6 separate regions of the Homo sapiens genome follow, and regions 2, 3, 4, 5 and 6 are each linked to region 1. A link is a contact called in ENCODE Hi-C or POLR2A ChIA-PET data. All regions are on one chromosome and are shown on one strand. Each heading gives the region's core, a stretch centred on a gene start or an enhancer-like site at or near the end of the contact. The rest is flanking DNA. Distances are from core to core; before and after follow the strand shown. Region 1 has its middle 24 kb from the start of ZNF778. Region 2 overlaps PIEZO1 (piezo type mechanosensitive ion channel component 1 (Er blood group)). Region 3 holds the start of ZNF276 (zinc finger protein 276). Region 4 holds the start of SPATA2L (spermatogenesis associated 2 like). Region 5 holds the start of CDT1 (chromatin licensing and DNA replication factor 1). Region 6 has its middle 11 kb from the start of DPEP1.

Region 1 (2,988 bases), core at 136-2,635:
TTGGCCCGCTTGGAACTTTTGTTAAAGATTAGACGTTTGAGGCCGGGCACAGCGGCTCACGCCTGTAATCCCAGCACTTTGGGAGGCCAAGGTGGGCAGATCACAAGGTCAGGAGATCGAGACCATCCTGGCTAACACGGTGAAACCCCGTCTCTTCTAAAAATACAAAAAAAATTAGCCGGGCGTGGTGGCGGGTGCCTGTAGTCCCAGCTACTCGGGAGGCTGAGGCAGGAGAATGGCGTGAACCCGGGAGGCAGAGCTTGCAGGGAGCCGAGATCGCGCCACTGCACTCCAGCCTGGGCGACAGAGCGAGACTCCGTCTCAAAAAAAAAAAAATTAGACGTTTGAATCTAATAATATAACTCTGAAAGTCAGACTCTCCCCATTCCCCAGGGTTTGCTGGGTTTTGGTTTTGTTGACTGTTGTGTTTTTTGTTGTTGTGGGCTGCCTCTGTGCTGATGCTCAGCCTGAGGTGTCAACTGAAGACATTCTCACGTCTTTCCTGATCATCTATCTATATTTATATATATAACATATATAAATATATAGTAAATATATATGTATATATACACACACACACATACGTGTGTGTGTGTGTATATATATATATATATATTTTTTTTTTTTTTTTTTTTGAGACAGAGTCTAGCTCTGTCACCCAGGCTGGAGTGCAGTGGGGCGATCTCAGCTCACTGCAAGCTCCGCCTCCCGGGTTCACGCCATTCTCCTGCCTCAGCCTCCAGAATACCTGGAAGCACAGGCGTGAGCCACCACATCCGGCTAATTTTTTAAACTTTTTTTCGTAGAGACACGGTCTCCCTGTTTCCCAGGCTGGTCTCAAACTCCTGGACTCTAGCGATCCCCCCAGCTTGAGCTCCCAAATTGCTGGGATTCCCGTCGTGAGCCACCATGTCCAGTCTAACTGTCTTTTAAAGAAGTTTAAAAATTACTCTCTAGCTGCGCAAGGTGGTTGGTGCCTGTAATCCCAGCAGTGTGGGAGGCTCTGGTGGGAGGACCACTCGAGCCCAGGAGGCTGAGGCTGCAGTGAGCCACGATAGCGGCACTGCACTGCAGCCTGGGCGACAGAGCGAGATCCTGACTCAAAAAAAAAAAAAAAAAGAAAAGAAAAGAAAAAGAAAAGAAAAAAGAAGAAAACACTTAAAGGATGACATCATTTTCGGGCGTTTCGTCCTTTGGGATTTGCCGTTTTCAGGATTTCACACCGTAGGGATGTTGATCTCTTGTGACTTCAACACTCCGGGTTCTGCTCTTCAAGACTCTGGCTGAGGTCTGTTTCAAACAGAGCCCAAACACGCAGATCTGTCGTCATCTAGGTCCCGTCTGCCCTGTGTGCCCTGTGAAATGGTGCCAAACATCCGCTAGCCACAGAAAAACCGACACCTGAGAGCTGTCGGTCCCCCAGCCCCGGCTGCCCTTCAGACGGTACCGACCGCGGCTCCCGCCGGGCTGCTGAGTGTGTCACTGTCGCCCAGCACACGAGCCCCTCTCCGATCCCCCGAGTTCCTCACCGAGTCCCTTACCCCCGGAAGTCCCTCGCTCTCCTCCCTTCCCCCCGGAAGTCCCTCGCTCTCCTCCCTTCCCCCCGGAAGTCCCTCGCTCTCCTCCCTTCCCCCCGGAAGTCCCTCGCTCTCCTCCCTTCCCCCCGGAAGTCCCTCGCTCTCCTCCCTTCCCCCCGGAAGTCCCTCGCTCTCCTCCCTTCCCCCCGGAAGTCCCTCGCTCTCCTCCCTTCCCCCCGGAAGTCCCTCGCTCTCCTCCCCTTCTGAGCGGTGACCCCCACCCCGAAGCCGGCGAGGCACCGCGGAACCCGGTCTGCCTGCGCTACCGCCCCCTGCTGGCCAGGCCCTCTTCCCAATCGCCCCGAAACCATTCACATCACCCACGTGTGCACGTTTTGTCCACATTTAGATCCCTGATCCATTTGCAGCTTATTCCTGTGAACGGTGTAATTTTTTGGGGGGCGGGGGGAAGGCGGGGTCTCGCTCTGTCACCCAGGCTGGAGTGCAGTGGCGCCATCTCGGCTCACTGCAAGCTCCACCTCCCGGGCTCAACCAATTCTCCTGCCTCAGCCCCCTGAGTAGCTGGGATTACAGGCCCGCACCACCATGCCTGGCTAACTTTCGTATTTTTAGTACAGATGGGGTTTTTCTTTTCTTTTCTTTTCTTTTGAGATGGAGTCTCACTGCTGCCCAGGCTGGAGTGCAGTGGCGCGATCTCGGCTCGCTGCAAGCTCCGCCTCCCGGGTTCACGCCATTCTCCTGGCTCAGCCTCCCGAGTAGCTGGGACTACAGGCGCCCGCCACCACGCCCGGCTAATTTTTTTGTATTTTTAGTAGAGACGGGGTTTCACTGTGTTAACAAGGATGGTCTCGATCTCCTGACCTCGTGATCCGCCTGCCTCGGCCTCCCAAAGTGCTGGGATCACAGGCGCGAGCCACTGCGCCTGCCCGAGATGGGGTTTCACCATGTTGGCCAGGCTGGTCTCGAACTCCTGATCTCAACTGATCTGCCCCCCCTTGGCCTCCCAAAGTGCTAGGATTACAGGCGTGAGCCGCCACACTCGACCTGAACGGTGTAATTTATACATGTAAAACCATCTTGTTCAGACAGCTCACCAGTTGTCCTAGCACCTTTCATTACAAACTGCATTTTTGCCCCACTGATCTGAAATACCCACTTTATTAACTAAATTTCCATGTTGCTAGGTCTATTTCCAGATATTCCATTTTTGTCCATCTGTCTGCTTCCTGGTCATGTGTCACATACCTTAATTACAGCGGCTTTAGAGGATGCTGCAGTGTCCACAGGGAAGCATCAGTTTTGTCTCCTGGGTTTCTTGGGCACCATCAGACGTCTGTGCCCCCACATGAACTTCAGCGTCAATCTGCATTAACTCCACAAAAAGCTTTTGGTGCTGTTGTAACTGGGATTATGTTTCATTTCTGAATTAAGAATGGGATTTTTATGATGT
Region 2 (2,988 bases), core at 225-2,724, 500 kb after region 1:
GGCAAGGTCATCACGTGCCTGGGCTTGGCAGGACAGACCCTGGGTCTTCGGCCAGGGTGGGAGCTGCTACCAGGAAGGCCTGCAGGAACTGTGAGCTTGAGTGAGGAAGTAGGAAGGTGTCAGGCAGACCTCAGGGACGGCTGGGGCCTGTGCCCGGGGAGGCTGTCCTGTGGCCCTCAGAGGAGCAGCTGTGGATGTGGCCGCCTCCCACGCTCCTGGCTGGGCAGGTGTGGGCTGGAGAGGTGGCGTCAGTGCGATACACCTGACCTTGCCCCTGTCCGTGACCTTGGCAGGATGATGATGAGAGGGATGTGGATGCCAGCCCGACGGCAGGGCTGCAGGAAGCAGCAACGCTGGCCCCTACACGGAGGTCACGGCTGGCCGCTCGTTTCCGAGTCACGGCCCACTGGCTGCTGGTGGCGGCTGGGCGGGTCCTGGCCGTAACACTGCTTGCACTGGCAGGTACGCACCGAGGCAGGGGGCACTGGCAGTCACACTGGGAGGGGTCTTGGGAGTTCCCTGATGACTGTGGAGACAGCGGGACACATGGCACTGGCCAGGTACCACCCTGTGTGCCCCTGCCCCGCAGGCATCGCCCACCCCTCGGCCCTCTCCAGTGTCTACCTGCTGCTCTTCCTGGCCCTCTGCACCTGGTGGGCCTGCCACTTTCCCATCAGCACTCGGGGCTTCAGCAGACTCTGCGTCGCGGTGGGGTGCTTCGGCGCCGGCCATCTCATCTGCCTCTACTGCTACCAGATGCCCTTGGCACAGGCTCTGCTCCCGCCTGCCGGCATCTGGGCTAGGTAACGGCTTGCCACACAGCCCCTTTTTCCTGCCACCCTGGTCCCGCCCACCTGGCTCGTCTAGCCCCTGTGGCCCCACTGCCTCTGGGGTGGTAGGCTGTGACGGGTCTTCTCTGGACAGGGTGCTGGGTCTCAAGGACTTCGTGGGTCCCACCAACTGCTCCAGCCCCCACGCGCTGGTCCTCAACACCGGCCTGGACTGGCCTGTGTATGCCAGCCCCGGCGTCCTCCTGCTGCTGTGCTACGCCACGGCCTCTCTGCGCAAGCTCCGCGCGTACCGCCCCTCCGGCCAGGTGAGCACCTGCCACCCATGGTGGGTGGGCTGAGGCCAGGCCATGGGGCTGGTCTCAGGACCTCCTGCCTCTGGGTGGGGTGTGGAGCTGGTTTGGGCTCAAGACGCTGGTCTCTGCAGAGGAAGGAGGCGGCAAAGGGGTATGAGGCTCGGGAGCTGGAGCTAGCAGAGCTGGACCAGTGGCCCCAGGAACGGGAGTCTGACCAGGTGAGCAGCCAGGCAGGTGGAGACGCCAGCGTGGGGGGCGCCCGGCCAGCCCGTGCATGGCTCAGCGCTGCTTGCCCACAGCACGTGGTGCCCACAGCACCCGACACCGAGGCTGATAACTGCATCGTGCACGAGCTGACCGGCCAGAGCTCCGTCCTGCGGCGGCCTGGTGAGTACCGCACACTGCAAGGTATGGCTGGGTGCGGGGGGCGGGGCGGAGGCCGGTGCTGCCCCCTGGTGGCCGCCTGGCGCTCTCGCATGCTCGCGCCGCACCTCTGCCTGCCGCCCCCTCGGGGGCCCAGGACATCCACGGGTCGGTGTCAGTGACCCCCGAGACCCCCAGGGCAGCCGAGTGGCCATGTCACTGACCAACCCCCAAGACCCCCAGGGCAGCTGAGTGGCCGCGTCGTTGATCCCCAAGACCCCATGGGGGGCCTCCAGGTCCCCCAACCCCTCCCCAGAGAATGTGGCTATGCTGTCTTGTGCTGTTAGCTCTGGGAGCTGCTCCAGGTGGCCCAGTGGCCCCAGGAGGCCGCTCGTCCAGGGCAGGGGCTGGCCTGGGAACTCTGTGTTGGCCACGTCGCCTTGGGAGGGCCTGGGGGCTCTTTCTGGCTACTTTCTTTCTTTACCCTAACCCTTGATTTTCCATTTTGCAATGTGTTTCTGAATGAAGCAAATGAAGCCACGGCCCTGGGGTGGGGGTCCTGAGAGTCTTCAGGTGCGCAGAGCTGGAAAGGGGGTCAGGGCCACCTTTCCCACCCTTTCAAGGAAAGTGAGGCCCAGAGAACGGCAGGTGCTGGCAGGGCCATCCCTGACGCTCAGGGACGGTGTCAGCCCAATTGCCGGAGCCCTCGTGTTCTGCCCATAGCCCACCGGGGGCCTGTCTCTCCTGCTGTGTGCTTGCCCAGGGCCCAGATTTTAGGGCATAGTCAGGGTGGGGAGGCCTGCAGATCAACCTGCCGAAGCTGACCGCTGTCCCCACCTGCAGTGCGGCCCAAGCGGGCTGAGCCCAGGGAGGCGTCTCCGCTCCACAGCCTGGGCCACCTCATCATGGACCAGAGCTATGTGTGCGCGCTCATTGCCATGATGGTAGGCGGCTGTGGGGGTTGGGGTGGGCGGCCCCCTCTGCCGCGCAGGTGTGGGGCATCGCCTGGGTGGGGTGCGCTGGGCAGCTGTGCAGCCCCCTCTGCCGCGCAGGTGTGGGGCATCGCCTGGGTGGGGTGCGCTGGGCAGCTGTGCAGCCCCCTCTGCCGCGCAGGTGTGGGGCATCGCCTGGGTGGGGTGCGCTGGGCAGCTGTGCAGCCCTCTCTGCCGCGCAGGTATGGAGCATCACCTACCACAGCTGGCTGACCTTCGTACTGCTGCTCTGGGCCTGCCTCATCTGGACGGTGCGCAGCCGCCACCAACTGGCCATGCTGTGCTCGCCCTGCATCCTGCTGTATGGGATGACGCTGTGCTGCCTACGCTACGTGTGGGCCATGGACCTGCGCCCTGAGCTGCCCACCACCCTGGGCCCCGTCAGCCTGCGCCAGCTGGGGCTGGAGCACACCCGCTACCCCTGTCTGGACCTTGGTGCCATGGTGAGTGTGCACCACCACATCCGGGGGTGCCTGGGTGCGCAGACCCATCAGGGTTGTCGTCCTGTTCAATGTCCACTTGCCCGGGGGAGTGGCAGCGCCAAGAAGG
Region 3 (2,988 bases), core at 489-2,988, 480 kb before region 1:
ATGTGATCAGATCCACTGCAGAGAGTCAACAGAGATGTCAGATCCACGGCTGGTCGGCACCCAGCCCACCCTCCACCGGGGGAGGACTCACCCAGACACGCTCCCTCCTCTGCCCCTGTTGGGGGCTGGGCACCGACCCTGCAAAGGATCAGTGTGGCCATGAGCAGGACAAGCAGGCGGAGGTTCACAGCGCTCGTCGTACGGGACCCTCTCGAGATCTCAAACCTCAGCGGTCCCCATAGGCAACTTTCTCTTCCCTCACCCCAGCTCCTCCCAGTTCATCTCTCCACAACAGTCCCAGGGCTGTTGGCACTGAACCCGGGCATGGCCCATTCCCCCCACCCAGAGGCTCCCGCGGAGGCACGCCCTGTCCCTCTCTCAACACCCGTCACACTGCAGTACTGACAGCCTGAACGTGCTCTGAACAGACTAGGGCGTACTTTGCACAAGGCTTCCGGCGACCAGCCGGGGAGGCGTTGACCCTCTGCAGGAAGGACTTGAGAAGGCTGTGGCACTGGTAGAACTGGGCGTGGCAGCTCTTGCAGACAAACGGAGACAAGGTGGGGTCCTGGCGGACAGCCACACCAAGCAGGCGCTGGAAGTCCCGTACGAGCACGCGCTCCTCTGCGGATGGCCTCTCCATGCTCGCTCCAGGCGCCCTCTCGGAGATGCTGCGCAGGCTTCTCGAGGAAAACTTCCCGTGGCAGAGGCGACAGTGACCCATGGCGAGAGCCCGGCCTGCTCCTGCACAGAGCGGCAGGAAGTGTTAGCAGCTGGCAAAGGAGGCTCCTGAGCACAGGGCGTCCCGGACTCCAGGTCCGAGGGCAGCGCCTGCAGCGCCCTTCGCGCGGCTCCCGGACACAGCAAGCGGCTCGGGCGCGCGGCTCTCGGCGGGACAAGCCGCCCTGTGGGGGATGTGGCCGCTGGTCCAAGAAATCTTTCAAATTTCAAAGGCCTCTAAGGCCTCTCCAGCGAAGCAACTTCAAGAGTGAAACCTGGAACTGCACCCTCCTCCCAGCGACCGCGAGACCCGGGGCAGGCGCTGCGCCCTCCAGGAAACGCCGCGGTTTCCTGTCTGCCAATTGCAGGTGCCGCCTCCTTTCCGGCTCCGCGAGGGCACGAAGCAGGGGAGGGCGATTCCCACGCGCGGGCACCCCAGGGCGACCTGCCCGCGGTGACAGCGCTCCTCACGCCGGGTCCCTTCTGGCCGAGCCCGCGGCCGGGGAGGCCGGGCCGGCGACGCCGGCGTCACGGAGCGCGAGGAAAACCGAGCCGGCCGCCCAGCGCCTATCCCGACGCAGCCCCGAGTCCGCTACGCCCTTGGCCGGGTGGAGGAGAGGCCGCGCCGGCTTCCGGGCGTCAGTGCGGCTCCTCCCACGAGCAACCCCTGCCGCGACCCCAACCCGCCACGCCCGGGCCGCGGACCCACCTGCCTCGTCCGCGCCGTCCTCGCCCGCGTCCCCGCAGGACCCCACCGGGCCCCAGGCGCGCCGCGCCGTCGCCCCGTCCACCCTCGGCCCACCGCTAAGGGAAGGGCGGCCCCGAGTCCGGCTGACGCCGCCGCCGCCGTCCGAGGCCCCGCACTGTCGGGACGACCCAGGAGACAGGAAGCGGCCCAGCCGGTCCCGCTTCATGGCAGCGGAGGACGCCAGCAGAATCCCGCGGGTGCTGCCCGGCCCGAGGTTCCTAGAGGACCCGGCGTTAGGCTCCGCTCGGCGCGCTGGAAGCGAGGCGGGGCGGGGGAGGGGCGGAGCGAGAAGCAAAGCGAGGCGGGCGGGGCGGGCCAGGGGCCAGGGGCGGGACCCCGCCGGCCGAGGTTCCACCCGCGGTGCCAGCGCCCCCGCTCGTACCGCTCCCCTCTCGGGCCCGAGGGCGGCCGTGCCCGCCTCTGTCGCCAATGGAGCGCTGGCCTGGGGCGGGGCGGTGGGCGGAGGGGCTCGCCGACACCTCACGACGAGTCCTCCAGGGAGAGGCGACGCGGCCCTCACCGCCTCTTACCGTGGGAGACGGAGGCGCGGGGCGGGCAGGCGCCGGCGGAGGCCACGCGGCGCGCAGGTGGCGGGCGGGCTGCAGAAAGGGGAGGGGGGCCGGGGTCTCACGTAGAGAGGGGCCTGGCTGCCGCGGTTAGACGCCCATGGCAACTCCGTGAGGGGCCCTTCTCGCCAGCCCCGTCTCAAGACGGCGAAGAGGCCCGGCTCCGTCGCGACAACCCACCCGGACTCTGCCGCCCCCGCCACTAACACCCGTGGGGCCCGCAGTACGCGCGGAGGGGGCCCGTCGCCGGAAGTGCGGCCGCGTCCCTTCCTGCGGTCCGCTGCTCGGGCGGCTCCAGCACCAGCGCCGGCTGCGTTCCGGGCCTCCGGTCGCCCGTCCAGCCCCTCGGCTACCGCCGCCGCCTCCCCCGCTCGGCGCCATGGCCGCTGCGGCCGGGGACGGCACGGTGAAGCCGCTGCAGAGCGCCATGAAGCTTGCCAACGGGGCCATCGAGCTGGACACCGGCAACCGGCCCCGGGTGAGGCGGGGCGGGGGCGGGGCTTGGCCGCTGAGGGTGGCCCCTGGAGGGACCCCCGCCCGGGGAGGGCGAGGACGGGGCCGGCTCGGGCTGGAGACTTGGGAGCGGGCGCCAGCCGGGATCCCGGGCCGCGGTTCCCGGGCGAGGACGGGGGCGGGGCGCAGCCGGGCGTGCAGTGACCTTGGACAGCTCAGATCCTGCGGACCTTGGCTTTCCACTCCGCTCGCTGAGCCGGTGCATCACAGCCTGGGCTCCACCTGTAGAGGAGATGTAGCAGGAGGGTCCGCCAGGCCACCTTCCAAAATCCGAGTGACGGGCAGGTCCGTGCGTTCGTGCATTTTTCTGGGCAGAGATGGTAGATTTAATCCGGTTGCCACAGGGGACGGCATGCAGAGAAGGCCACATACCTGCTCATTTGTGATGCTGTTTGCAGTCGTCTTAGGAAGGAAAAGCAGGCCGGAGGGGTGTGGCCCGTT
Region 4 (2,988 bases), core at 209-2,708, 460 kb before region 1:
CATGGTGGCACTGGGCACCAAGAGTGAGTTCAGTAAACAGTAAGTAAAAGAGCTCCCTGTCCAGAGGTGGCCACCTAGATAACTCAGGGAGATCCACCGACTGCATCACGATTTTTTTTTCCAGACATTCTCGCTCTGTCACCCAGGCTGGAGTGCAGTGGCACGATCTTAGCTCACTGCAACCGCAACCTCTGCCTCCCAGGTTCAAGTAATTCTCCTGCCTCAGCCTCCCAAGTAGCTGGGCTTACAGACATGTGCCACCACGCCCGGCTAACTTTCGTATTTTTAATAGAGACGGGGTTTCACCATGTTGGCCAGGCTGGTCTTGAACTCCTGACTTCAGGTGATCCGCCCGCCTCGGCCTCTCAAAGTGCTGGGATTACAGGCGTGAGCCACCGCACCCGGTCATGATCACTATTTCTAAGATGCCAGCAGGGAACTTCCAGGTAAAAAATCTAAGAAAAAGGGGGGACCTCGCCGCCCAGGCCCAGGGAAAGTTTCAACAAACTTGGGCCTTGGTTTTGGTGGCCTGGAGAGATGAGGGACACAGACGTGAAGTAGCAAAGCCTGCCCAAAGCGGGGGTGTGGGGTAGGGGTGGGTTTCGGCTGGGACCTCCAAGGGTCTCCCTCATCCTCCTCTACTTCTGGGCAATGCGAGAAAGTGGCTGTAGCACAGAACAGAGGAACCCGAGCGAAGAAAACGTCCCCGGGAAGTCGTGGCCCAGATTTAGCCTGGGTGGATCCGCAGCCCAGGTCAGCTTTTAGCCTAGAGAGGGGGGCGGCTTCGCCCTGCCTCAGAGACCCGCCCAGACGATGCTCTCAAGGGCTGCAGATGGCAAGTGCAGGAGGCCGGGAAGCGGAGCCAGCATAAACAGAATCTGAGGTCCCCGCATCCACCTGAGGCTGCTGTTTCAGACGAGGCTGAAAGGCTTGTCCTTCCGCCCACCTTCCGTGCCGCGGGCCCCTCCCTCAAGGGGATGGCCCCGCCCCACAGGGGAGGCCCGCCCCCGGATCCGGCCAATCCCCGCCAGGTAATGCAGGTGGCCCCGCCCCGCAGGAAAGGCTCTTCCCAGGATCCAGCCAATCCCCGCCAGGTAATGCCGGTGGCCCCACCCCCCAGGGGACGAGCCCGCGCACCTGCTTCCCCGCGGCCGGGTCGCCTGGGGCTGGGTCCCTGTCTCGTGGGGAGGAGCGGCCCAGGCACAACGTTCCCTGAGCGCCTGCCATGAGCCCGCAGCCCTCGGCCCAGCGGCGTCGTGAACGATACCGGTCCCGCGAGGAGACGGGCGACGCGGTGACAGGAGGCTCTCGGGGTGCCTCGCGCAGGGGCTCGGCCGGGCTGACACCTCCTCCTCCCCTTTCACCAGGCCCCGCCCCTCCTAAATTATTCGGAGGCGGGGCCTGCGCCAAGCCCCGCCCCGCCCCCAGCGTCACGGCCGCGGACCCCGGGCGGAGCCGACTCCCGGCGGAAGCGCGCGGCGCGCGGGGAGGCCCGAACTGATCCGCGGCGGCCGGAGACCGCTGGGGACAGACAGGTAGCGCCGTCACCCGCGGGATCCGCAGCTCCATCTGCCGGGCGAAGGGGCTCTGGTCGGGAGAGGGCTCAGCGGGCGGAAGCGCGTCTCTAGAGAAGGGTGCGGTCGATAACCGGGGGCGCCCCTGGAAGGCCGAGGTACCCAGGCTGGAGGGAGGGGCTGGAGGTGCGGGGGCGCTCAACTGGAGGGGCCTGGATCGCTGGGTGGGCGGGCAGCTGATGGGGCCGAGGTCTCCAGCGTAGGGGGTGCCGAAGATACCGGGGGCGCCCAGCCGCTGGGGGCGGGGTCTCCAGGCTCGAGGGGTCCTGGGGACGCTGGGTGAGGGTTCGGGGAGAGCGCGGCGGGCTGGGCGCGGCCTTAGGTCCCTGACCCCCCCGACCCCCGTCCGCCGCAGGATGGGCAGCAGCTCGCTGTCCGAGGACTACCGCCAGTGCCTGGAGCGCGAGCTGCGACGGGGCCGCGCGGGCGTGTGCGGGGACCCCTCGCTGCGCGCGGTGCTCTGGCAGATCCTGGTGGAGGACTTCGACCTGCACGGGGCGCTGCAGGACGACGCGCTGGCTCTGCTCACCGACGGGCTGTGGGGCCGCGCCGACCTGGCGCCCGCGCTACGCGGCCTGGCTCGCGCCTTCGAGCTTCTGGAGCTCGCCGCGGTGCACCTGTACCTGCTGCCCTGGAGGAAGGAGTTCACCACCATCAAGGTAGGCGCCAGGCCAGGAGGAGCGCGCCCCTCGTCCTGGCCTGCGGGTCGCGGGGCCGCCGACCATGGGGGACCACGCCTTTCGAGAGAGAGGGGCTTCAAGTGTCCTCAGTGCCTGGTGGGCTCCTCAAGGCTCCGAGCGCTGAGGGGTCGTGGGCGTGTGGGGGCACCCACTCCTAGGGCTGAGAACATGGGGTGGGCGAGGGCAGGCTTGGGTGCTGCCTACGGGGTCCTGCCCTGAGAGCTTGCGTCAGTGTCTTCCCTAAGAGGCCTCGCGGCCCCAGTTGCCATGGAAATCTTAGGACGGGGGCACAGAAGGGACTTGAGTTCCCATGGTCATCCTAATTCCTCCAGGTTATGGGCCAATCCCATTTGCAGAGGAGGCCGCCGAGGCTGGGAGGACTGCAGATGGGTGCATCCCTGTGAAGTCTCAGGGCTGGGCTCAGACCTAGTGAACTCCACGGCCTGGGGCGGGAGGCTGTGCCCAGGGCTGGCCTGGCCTCTCCAGGTGAGCTCCTGGCGGCAGGAGGGGGCAGGGCCGCCGGGAGCTCTGAGCTAATTCGGAAGAGTAGGAAGCCGATGACGTCACTGGGCACGTGGGCGAGCTACGCCTCCGCCGGTTGCCATGGCAGCGGCAGTCTCTCCGCGGCTCCCCGGGGACACCTGCTGGTCGGAGGCGCCAGGACTTTCATTCATGAGAGAGGACGGACAGGCCCGCCCTTGAGGCCTCCCAGGGGGCGGGGCGGGGGAATAACC
Region 5 (2,988 bases), core at 253-2,752, 440 kb after region 1:
CACCGTTAGGGGTAGCAGTGGTGACGGGAAAGCCCGGCTCCACACCCCAGCTCTGCTGTGTCCACGCAGCTCCCCCAGGGAAGCTCTGCCCTCTCCCCAGCGCAGTTTCGTCAGCTCTCAGGGGCAGAGGCAGACAACACACCAATGCATCAGGAGCATTTGAAACCTGCCAGAGTCCCCGAGGCAGGAGCTGCCCCCCGCAGGAGGGACTGAGGGCACAGCGCCAGCAGTGCCCGGGACCTTTTTCTCAGGGGTCTGGGTCCGCGCCCTGGTGACCTCACCACCACCCTCCCTGGAAGGAGCAGACCTGGGCCTCTGACAGGCTCGCTGGGCCACGCCTGCCACCAACCCGGCCTTTGCCGGGGCCTCGTGGCCGCCCACCCAGCACTCACCATGGCTCCTCAGGGCGGCCCTCGGCCTCTGGGGTGCAGGACTCCCCAGCATCCTGGGCACTGGCCTTCAGCGCCCGGACTCTTGCCCCCAGCTCCCGGGCCCGTTGCAGGCATGACGCAAGCTCAGAGATGGTGTCCTTCAGGGGGATCAGGGGACACGGTGCCGTCAGGCAGGCAGGCAGGCCGGCACCACTCAGCCCTCCCGCATCTGCCCCAGGCCCCGCCCCTCACCTGGTCCTGCGCGGATGTCAGGTGGGGCGGCTGACCTGCTGCCGGGGTGGATTTCTTTATCTTCTGGCCCGGAGAAGGGCAGGCTGGGATGTCTGGGGCCTCGGGGGTACTGGGGCTGGAAACCTGGTGGGAGGGACCCCAAGGGTGAACTCATGACAAGACCTGGTGCTCCTGGCTCTGCAGAGGACCCCGAAGGATCAGAAGCCGCTCTGAGTTAACTGGGACGGGCATGGCTGGGGGGCTTAGGACTTCCCGTAGATGGTGGTCTGTGCTAAGGCCGGGGACACAGCCTTGCTCTCGTCTTCCGGGGCCGTTTCCAGGTCGGACCCCTGCCCTGGCCTCGCAGAGAAGCTGGACTTCCAGCCCCATCATCGGATCCCGGTGCAAGCCCCCCAGTGCCTCCTGCTCATCTCAGGAGCCAGCCAAGTCCCCAGTGGTGGCAGGGCGCCCCCAGGATCCCCCGGCCTGTCCCAGAGTTCCCTGCGCCCCGTCCCCCCCGCCTGTTTCCCCGCCCCCGTCCCTCCGCCTCAGTTTCCCCGAGCCCTGCCCCCCGGGCCTCAGTCTCCCCGCCCCCAACTCCCCGGCCTCAGTCTCCCCACGCCCCTCACCTCGTCCACCGACAGCCGCAGTCTCCTGCGGGCCGGTGGCCTGGCCTGGTCGCGTCCGGGGGCGGCGGGCGGGCGGGCGCGCTTGCGGCTGCCACTGGTAGCGGAGGCCGGGGCGCGGAGTGCGGGCCTGGCGGGGCTGGGGGTGCGGCAGGCCAGCTTGGGCGGCGCGATGCGGGGGGGCCCGGGGCGGCGGCGCGCGAAGAAGTCGGTGACGCGGCGCTGCTCCATGGCGGCGGAGTGCGCGGCGAAAGCAAGGAAAGAAGGAAGGGAGGAAGAGGCGGGCGCGGTTCCCGCCAAATTTCCCGCGGGCGCCCTGGCCCCGCCCCCGGCGCGGACCGAACCATCGGGGCAGAGCACGGGGGGAGGGAAGGGACGGGGCGCGCATGCGCGCTGGTGGGCGCGGGCACCGGCTTGGCCGCGCGCATGCGCCGACGTGCGGGCGTGGACTCGCCGGCGGGCGCCGTCGTGCGTGGGACTTTAGCGCGGTCTCCGGATCCCGCGTGTGGCTCCCACTTTTCAGGGCGTGTCAGTGGGGCCGCTGGCTTCAGGGTCAGAATGAGCGCAATCCAGGCAAACAGCAGCGCGCGCCTGACAAAACCCCGGCGCTGCCCGGGGGAGCCGAGGACGGCGCGGCCTGGGGGGCTGCAGGCTCGAGCTGGTAAAGGCGCTTCCCCCGCGGGCCGCACGCTCCTTATTTCTTTTTTTAAAACTATTTCTGGCTGGGCGCGGTGGCTCACGCCTGTAATCCCAGTACTTTGGGAGGCCGAGGCGGGCGGATCATGAGGTCAGGAGATCGAGACCATCCTGGCTAACACGGTGAAACCCCGTCTCTACTAAAAATACAAAAAATTAGCCGGGCGTGGTGGTGGGCACCTGTGGTCCCAGCTACTCAAAAGGCTGAGGCCTGAGAATGGCGTGAACCCCGTGGGGCGGAGCCTGCAGTGAGCCGAGATCGCGCCACTGCACTCCAGCCTGGGCGACAGCGAGACTCCGTCTCAAAAAAAAAAAAAAAACTATTTCTATCGAGGCGGAGATTACGTTGCCGGGTGGTCTCGAACTCCCCGGTTCAGTGATCCGCTCTCTTGGAACTGCCCCCTCCCAAAGCGCTGCGATCACAGGCGTGGCCTCCGCGATCCGCGTTGCTCGCTTTTTAAAAGGGTGGATTTGATATGTGAATTATTTCTCAATCAAGCTATTACATGGAAACGAAGAAAAGGGGCCGGGCGCGATGGTTCACGCCTGTAATCCCAGCACTTTGAAAGGCCGAGGCGGGCGGATCACCTGAGGTCAGGAGTTCGAGACCAGCCTGACCAACATGGTAAAACCCCCTCTCTACTAAAAATACAAAAATTAGCCAGGCGTGGTGGCGGGCGCCTGTAATTCCAACTGCTTGGGGGGCTGAGGCAGCAGAATCGCTTGAACCCGGGAGGCGAAATGGCGCCACTGCACTTCAGCCTGAGCGAAAGAGCGAGAAACTCCGTCTCAAAAAAAAAAAAAAAAAAAAAAAAGGAAAGAAAAGAAACTGCCTTTAGCATGGCTGAGGGCTGAGATTTTAAAGTTTTAGTTCTTAAAACCTATAGCGCTCCTATCTGGGAAACGGCCTAGAGCGCGGTTTATCTGGAGAGCCCGAGCCACAGCCACTCCTTCCAGAGACGCCAATAAGCAGGGCCAGGCGCAGCGCTGCGGAAGTCCCCCGCAAAGCAATGCGGGCCGCCGGGGCCTGGAGGCCTGCGAGGGAAGGGGACGCGGGTGGAGGC
Region 6 (2,988 bases), core at 190-2,689, 360 kb before region 1:
CAATGCTCCCCTCCAACCCCCAGTGCTCCCCTCCAGCCCCCAGTGCTCCCCTCCAGCCCCCAGTGCTTCCTGCCAGCCCCCAGTGCTCCCCTCCAACCCTCAGTGCTCCCCTCCAACCCCCACTGCTTCCCTCCAGCCCCCAATGCTCCTCTGCAGCCCAGGGCTTCCCCTCCAGCCTCCAGTGCTCCCCTCCAGCCCCCAGTGCTTCCTCCAGCCCCCAGTGCTCCCCTCCAGCCTCCAGGGCTCCCCTCCAGCCCCCAGGGCTTCCCCTCCAGCCCCAGGGTCCCCTCCAGCCCCCAGGGCTTCCCCTCCAGCCCCCAGTGCTCCCCTCCAGCCCCCAGGGCTTTCCCTCCAGCCCCCAGGGCTCCCCTCCAGCCCCCAGGGCTTCCTCTCCAGCCTCCAGGGCTCCCCTCCAGCCCCCAGGGCTTCCCCTCCAGCCCCCAGTGCTCCCCTCCAGCCCCCAGGGCTTTCCCTCCAGCCCCCAGGGCTCCCCTCCAGCCCCCAGTGCCCCCCTCCAGCCCCCAGTGCCTCCCTCCAGCCCCCAGTGCTTCTCTGCACAGTGGGATGATAATGTACTGTCCTGGTGGAGTAATGGGGCACCAAGACCTTGCACGTCACTTGCTCCACCTGGGGTCTGGATGCTGACTGCCTGGGATGGGGAGGGCTGGCAGTGTGGCCAAGTCCCAGTGCAACTGGGGCTCCTAAAGATGTTTCAGTAAAGCAGTGAGGACCAACACCCCCACTCCAGCCTCTTCCACATGCACAGGGCAACACATCTACACCTGTGCACACGTATGCACCCATACATCCATGCACACACATGCATGCACACACATGCACACATGCATACATGCCTATGCACACACAGAGCAACACAGATACACCCATGCACACATATGCACCCGTGCATCCATGCACCCACACATGCCTATGCACACATGCACGCACACATGCCTAACAGACACACATGTGCTCAGCCAGGACCTAGGGGCTCCAGGCTGAGTGCTGGGAACCCAGGGGCCAGACCCAGCTCGCCACCCTGCCCTGCCTCCCCAGCAGTGCACCTAGGGTTTTTCTGAGGTCGGCCGTCCCGTCAGTGAGATGCACTCACAACAGTCAGCCAGGCGGGGTTGTTGTGGGAACTTAGCTCAGTGAGTACTGGAATACTCAGTACTCCTGGGCTGTGGTGGGTCTTGATGGGGTGAGGGGAGGGAGGCACCAGCTGGACAGGGGTCCTGGGTGGGCTCTGATGGGGGTGGGGCCCCAGTGCAGGGACAGGTGAGGCGTGAGGTGGCAAGGAAGACAGCTTTCGCCCACGGCCCTGCTGTGCCAGGGGCCGGCGGTACTCCTGTCTGACAGCCCTGCCACAGCCCCCGCACCAATTACAAGCACTTAGTCACAACTTCCTGCCTGTACTCGCCTCGGCAGCAGGAGAAAGAACAGCCTGGACGCTGAGCTGCTGCTCTTCCCACTCCCTCCAGCTGCCCCCCCCACCCACCGAGTCAGAGCCCTCATCCGACTCCGCGCATGGGTGGGCAGGGGTTGACCCCGCGTCCTCAGCCTGTGAGGCCCAGGCAGCCGGTGGCCAGCAAGACAGGGTGGGGGATGCTCAGCAGCTGTGATTGGTGGTTCCTGAGAATAAGGAGAAGCCGGCTCCCCTTGTGAAACTGACACCTATTTATCCAGCAGGGGCTCCTGCATCCCTCGTTCATTCCTCACAAGATCCCTGGGAAAGAGGATGTGTCTGTTACCTCCTGCCCTACGACTCATCACGCCCAAACCGAGTGGCTTCGAACAGCAACCGTGGATTAACCCGGGCCACGACCTGGGTCAGGAATCCACACGAGGATTTGCCGTGTGGCTTTGGCTCAGGCCTCTCGTGAGGATGCAGGCAGGGCATCCTGCCCGGGGCTACAGGAGCTGCTGGAGGTGGTGCACTCGCATGGTGGCCCCTGGCACTGGCTGCCAGCCGGGAGCTCAGCTGGGGTGCGGGCGCTTGAGCTTCCTCGCAGCATCGTCAGTTTCCCGGGAGCCACATCTCCTGAGCACGGGAGCAGCGCCCAGCATTCTTACCGTGGGGTGTCAGAATCCACGTGGGGGCCAGGCACAGTGGCTCACGCCTGTAATCCCAGCACTTTGGGAGGCCGAGGTGGGTGGATCACTTGAGGTCAGGACCAGCCTGGCCAACATGGTGAAACCCTGTCTCTACTAAAAATACAAATAAAAATACAAAAATTGGCCGGGTGCGGTGGCTCACGCCTGTAATCCCAGCATTTTGGGAGGCTGAGGCGGGTGGATCACGAGGTCAGGAGATCGAGACCATCCTGGCTAACACGGTGAAACCCTGTTTCTACTAAAAATACAAAAAATTAGCCGGGCATAGTGGCGGGCGCCTGTAGTCCCAGCTACTCGGGAGGCTGAGGCAGGAGAATGGCATGAACCTGGGAGGCGGAGCTTGCAGTGAGCCAAGATCGCACCACTGCACTCCAGCCTGGTCGACAGAGCCAGACTCCGTCTCAAAAAAAAAAAAAAAAATACAAAAATTAGCCAGGTGTGGTGGCACGCGCCTGTAATCCCAGCTACTTGGGAGGCTGAGGCAGGAGAATCACTTGAACCCGGGAGGCGGAGGTTGCAGTGAGCTGAGATCCCACCGCTGCACTCCAGCCCGGGTGACAGAGCGAGACTCCATCTCAAAAACAAACAAAAATAAGCCACATTGGACCGAAGTCTTCCTAGGTTCAAGAAGAAGGAACATAAACCAACTTCCAATGGAAGGGGCTGAGGAGTCTAGAGCCATGTTTCAAAGCTGCTATATCCGCGTGACAGGCAAGGAACAAGGCTCTGACTCACTGAGACTGTGATGGCTTGTCCAGGGTCACACAGCGGGAGCTGGTGTCCAGCTTGACTGAGGCTGTTTCCAAATCTCAAATCCACCCCCGAGGAGGAGCTCCTCCGCCTGCTGCAGGCAGTCCCTGGACTGGGTCCCAT

What was found. A loop is a pair of places that touch in the nucleus more often than their neighbours do. ChIA-PET counts read pairs that join two places held with the same protein, here RNA polymerase II (POLR2A). Pooled maps may share reads with other maps.
Region 2: a pooled map shows a loop between it and region 1 (4-fold over the local background). The contact joins two enhancer-like sites. A Hi-C loop is called at or near these places in 2 of 50 pooled maps.
Region 3: a map of sigmoid colon shows a loop between it and region 1 (6-fold over the local background). The contact joins the promoter of ZNF276 here to the enhancer-like site in region 1. A Hi-C loop is called at or near these places in 1 of 168 maps with a recorded cell type or tissue (sigmoid colon) and 10 of 50 pooled maps. POLR2A ChIA-PET finds 5 or more read pairs at or near these places in 4 of 52 experiments (BJ, H1, HepG2 and 1 more).
Region 4: a map of PC-9 shows a loop between it and region 1 (4-fold over the local background). The contact joins the promoter of SPATA2L here to the enhancer-like site in region 1. A Hi-C loop is called at or near these places in 2 of 168 maps with a recorded cell type or tissue (PC-9 and naive thymus-derived CD4-positive, alpha-beta T cell), 11 of 37 single-sample maps with no recorded cell type and 14 of 50 pooled maps. POLR2A ChIA-PET finds 5 or more read pairs at or near these places in 4 of 52 experiments (CD4-positive, alpha-beta T cell, H1, HepG2 and 1 more).
Region 5: a pooled map shows a loop between it and region 1 (9-fold over the local background). The contact joins the promoter of CDT1 here to the enhancer-like site in region 1. A Hi-C loop is called at or near these places in 3 of 37 single-sample maps with no recorded cell type and 10 of 50 pooled maps. POLR2A ChIA-PET finds 5 or more read pairs at or near these places in 13 of 52 experiments (A673, BJ, CD4-positive, alpha-beta T cell and 10 more).
Region 6: a loop to region 1 is called in a pooled map, with 3 times the contacts of the local background. The contact joins two enhancer-like sites. A Hi-C loop is called at or near these places in 2 of 50 pooled maps. POLR2A ChIA-PET finds 5 or more read pairs at or near these places in 5 of 52 experiments (BJ, Caco-2, activated B cell and 2 more).

The regions. Positions count from the first base shown.
Region 1 is chr16:89,239,833-89,242,820 of GRCh38, reverse strand. No RefSeq gene overlaps it. Among named protein-coding and RNA genes, the nearest start is that of ZNF778, 24 kb to the right of the region's middle. RefSeq lists an enhancer at 680-1,196 and a silencer at 1,704-1,793. Within about 2 kb of position 1,385, at least 41 of the 41 ENCODE cell types and tissues checked have a DNase peak (open chromatin) inside an H3K27ac peak, as active enhancers do; they include A673, CD4-positive, alpha-beta T cell, PC-9 and 1 more, where a contact is called at or near this core.
Region 2 is chr16:88,736,042-88,739,029 of GRCh38, reverse strand. PIEZO1 (piezo type mechanosensitive ion channel component 1 (Er blood group)) reads left to right here. Exons shown (of 51, transcript NM_001142864.4): 6 at 294-462; 7 at 590-803; 8 at 925-1,096; 9 at 1,216-1,302; 10 at 1,384-1,471; 11 at 2,291-2,391; 12 at 2,622-2,882. HSALR1 (HSP90AB1 associated lncRNA 1) reads right to left here. Exons shown (of 3, transcript NR_103774.1): 2 at 625-1,209; 3 at 1-526. Among named protein-coding and RNA genes, the nearest start is that of PIEZO1-AS1, 5.2 kb to the left of the region's middle. RefSeq lists a silencer at 1,455-1,674. Within about 2 kb of position 1,474, at least 2 of the 41 ENCODE cell types and tissues checked have a DNase peak (open chromatin) inside an H3K27ac peak, as active enhancers do.
Region 3 is chr16:89,720,287-89,723,274 of GRCh38, reverse strand. It overlaps ZNF276 (zinc finger protein 276), which reads right to left and starts at 1,738. Exons shown (of 11, transcript NM_001113525.2): 1 at 1,430-1,738; 2 at 441-744; 3 at 92-138; 4 at 1-15. The coding sequence starts at 1,634. VPS9D1 (VPS9 domain containing 1) reads left to right here and starts at 2,377. Exons shown (of 15, transcript NM_004913.3): 1 at 2,377-2,512. The coding sequence starts at 2,414. RefSeq lists silencers at 1,111-1,570, 1,651-2,770.
Region 4 is chr16:89,700,175-89,703,162 of GRCh38, reverse strand. It overlaps SPATA2L (spermatogenesis associated 2 like), which reads left to right and starts at 1,458. Exons shown (of 3, transcript NM_152339.4): 1 at 1,458-1,535; 2 at 1,930-2,233. The coding sequence starts at 1,931. RefSeq lists silencers at 863-1,582, 1,753-1,852 and an enhancer at 2,855-2,988.
Region 5 is chr16:88,802,303-88,805,290 of GRCh38, reverse strand. CDT1 (chromatin licensing and DNA replication factor 1) reads right to left here and starts at 1,502. Exons shown (of 10, transcript NM_030928.4): 1 at 1,232-1,502; 2 at 624-746; 3 at 393-529. The coding sequence starts at 1,459. RefSeq lists enhancers at 1-70, 71-954, 1,673-2,248 and silencers at 1,311-1,420, 1,501-1,740.
Region 6 is chr16:89,601,027-89,604,014 of GRCh38, reverse strand. No RefSeq gene overlaps it. Among named protein-coding and RNA genes, the nearest start is that of DPEP1, 11 kb to the left of the region's middle. Within about 2 kb of position 1,439, at least 3 of the 41 ENCODE cell types and tissues checked have a DNase peak (open chromatin) inside an H3K27ac peak, as active enhancers do.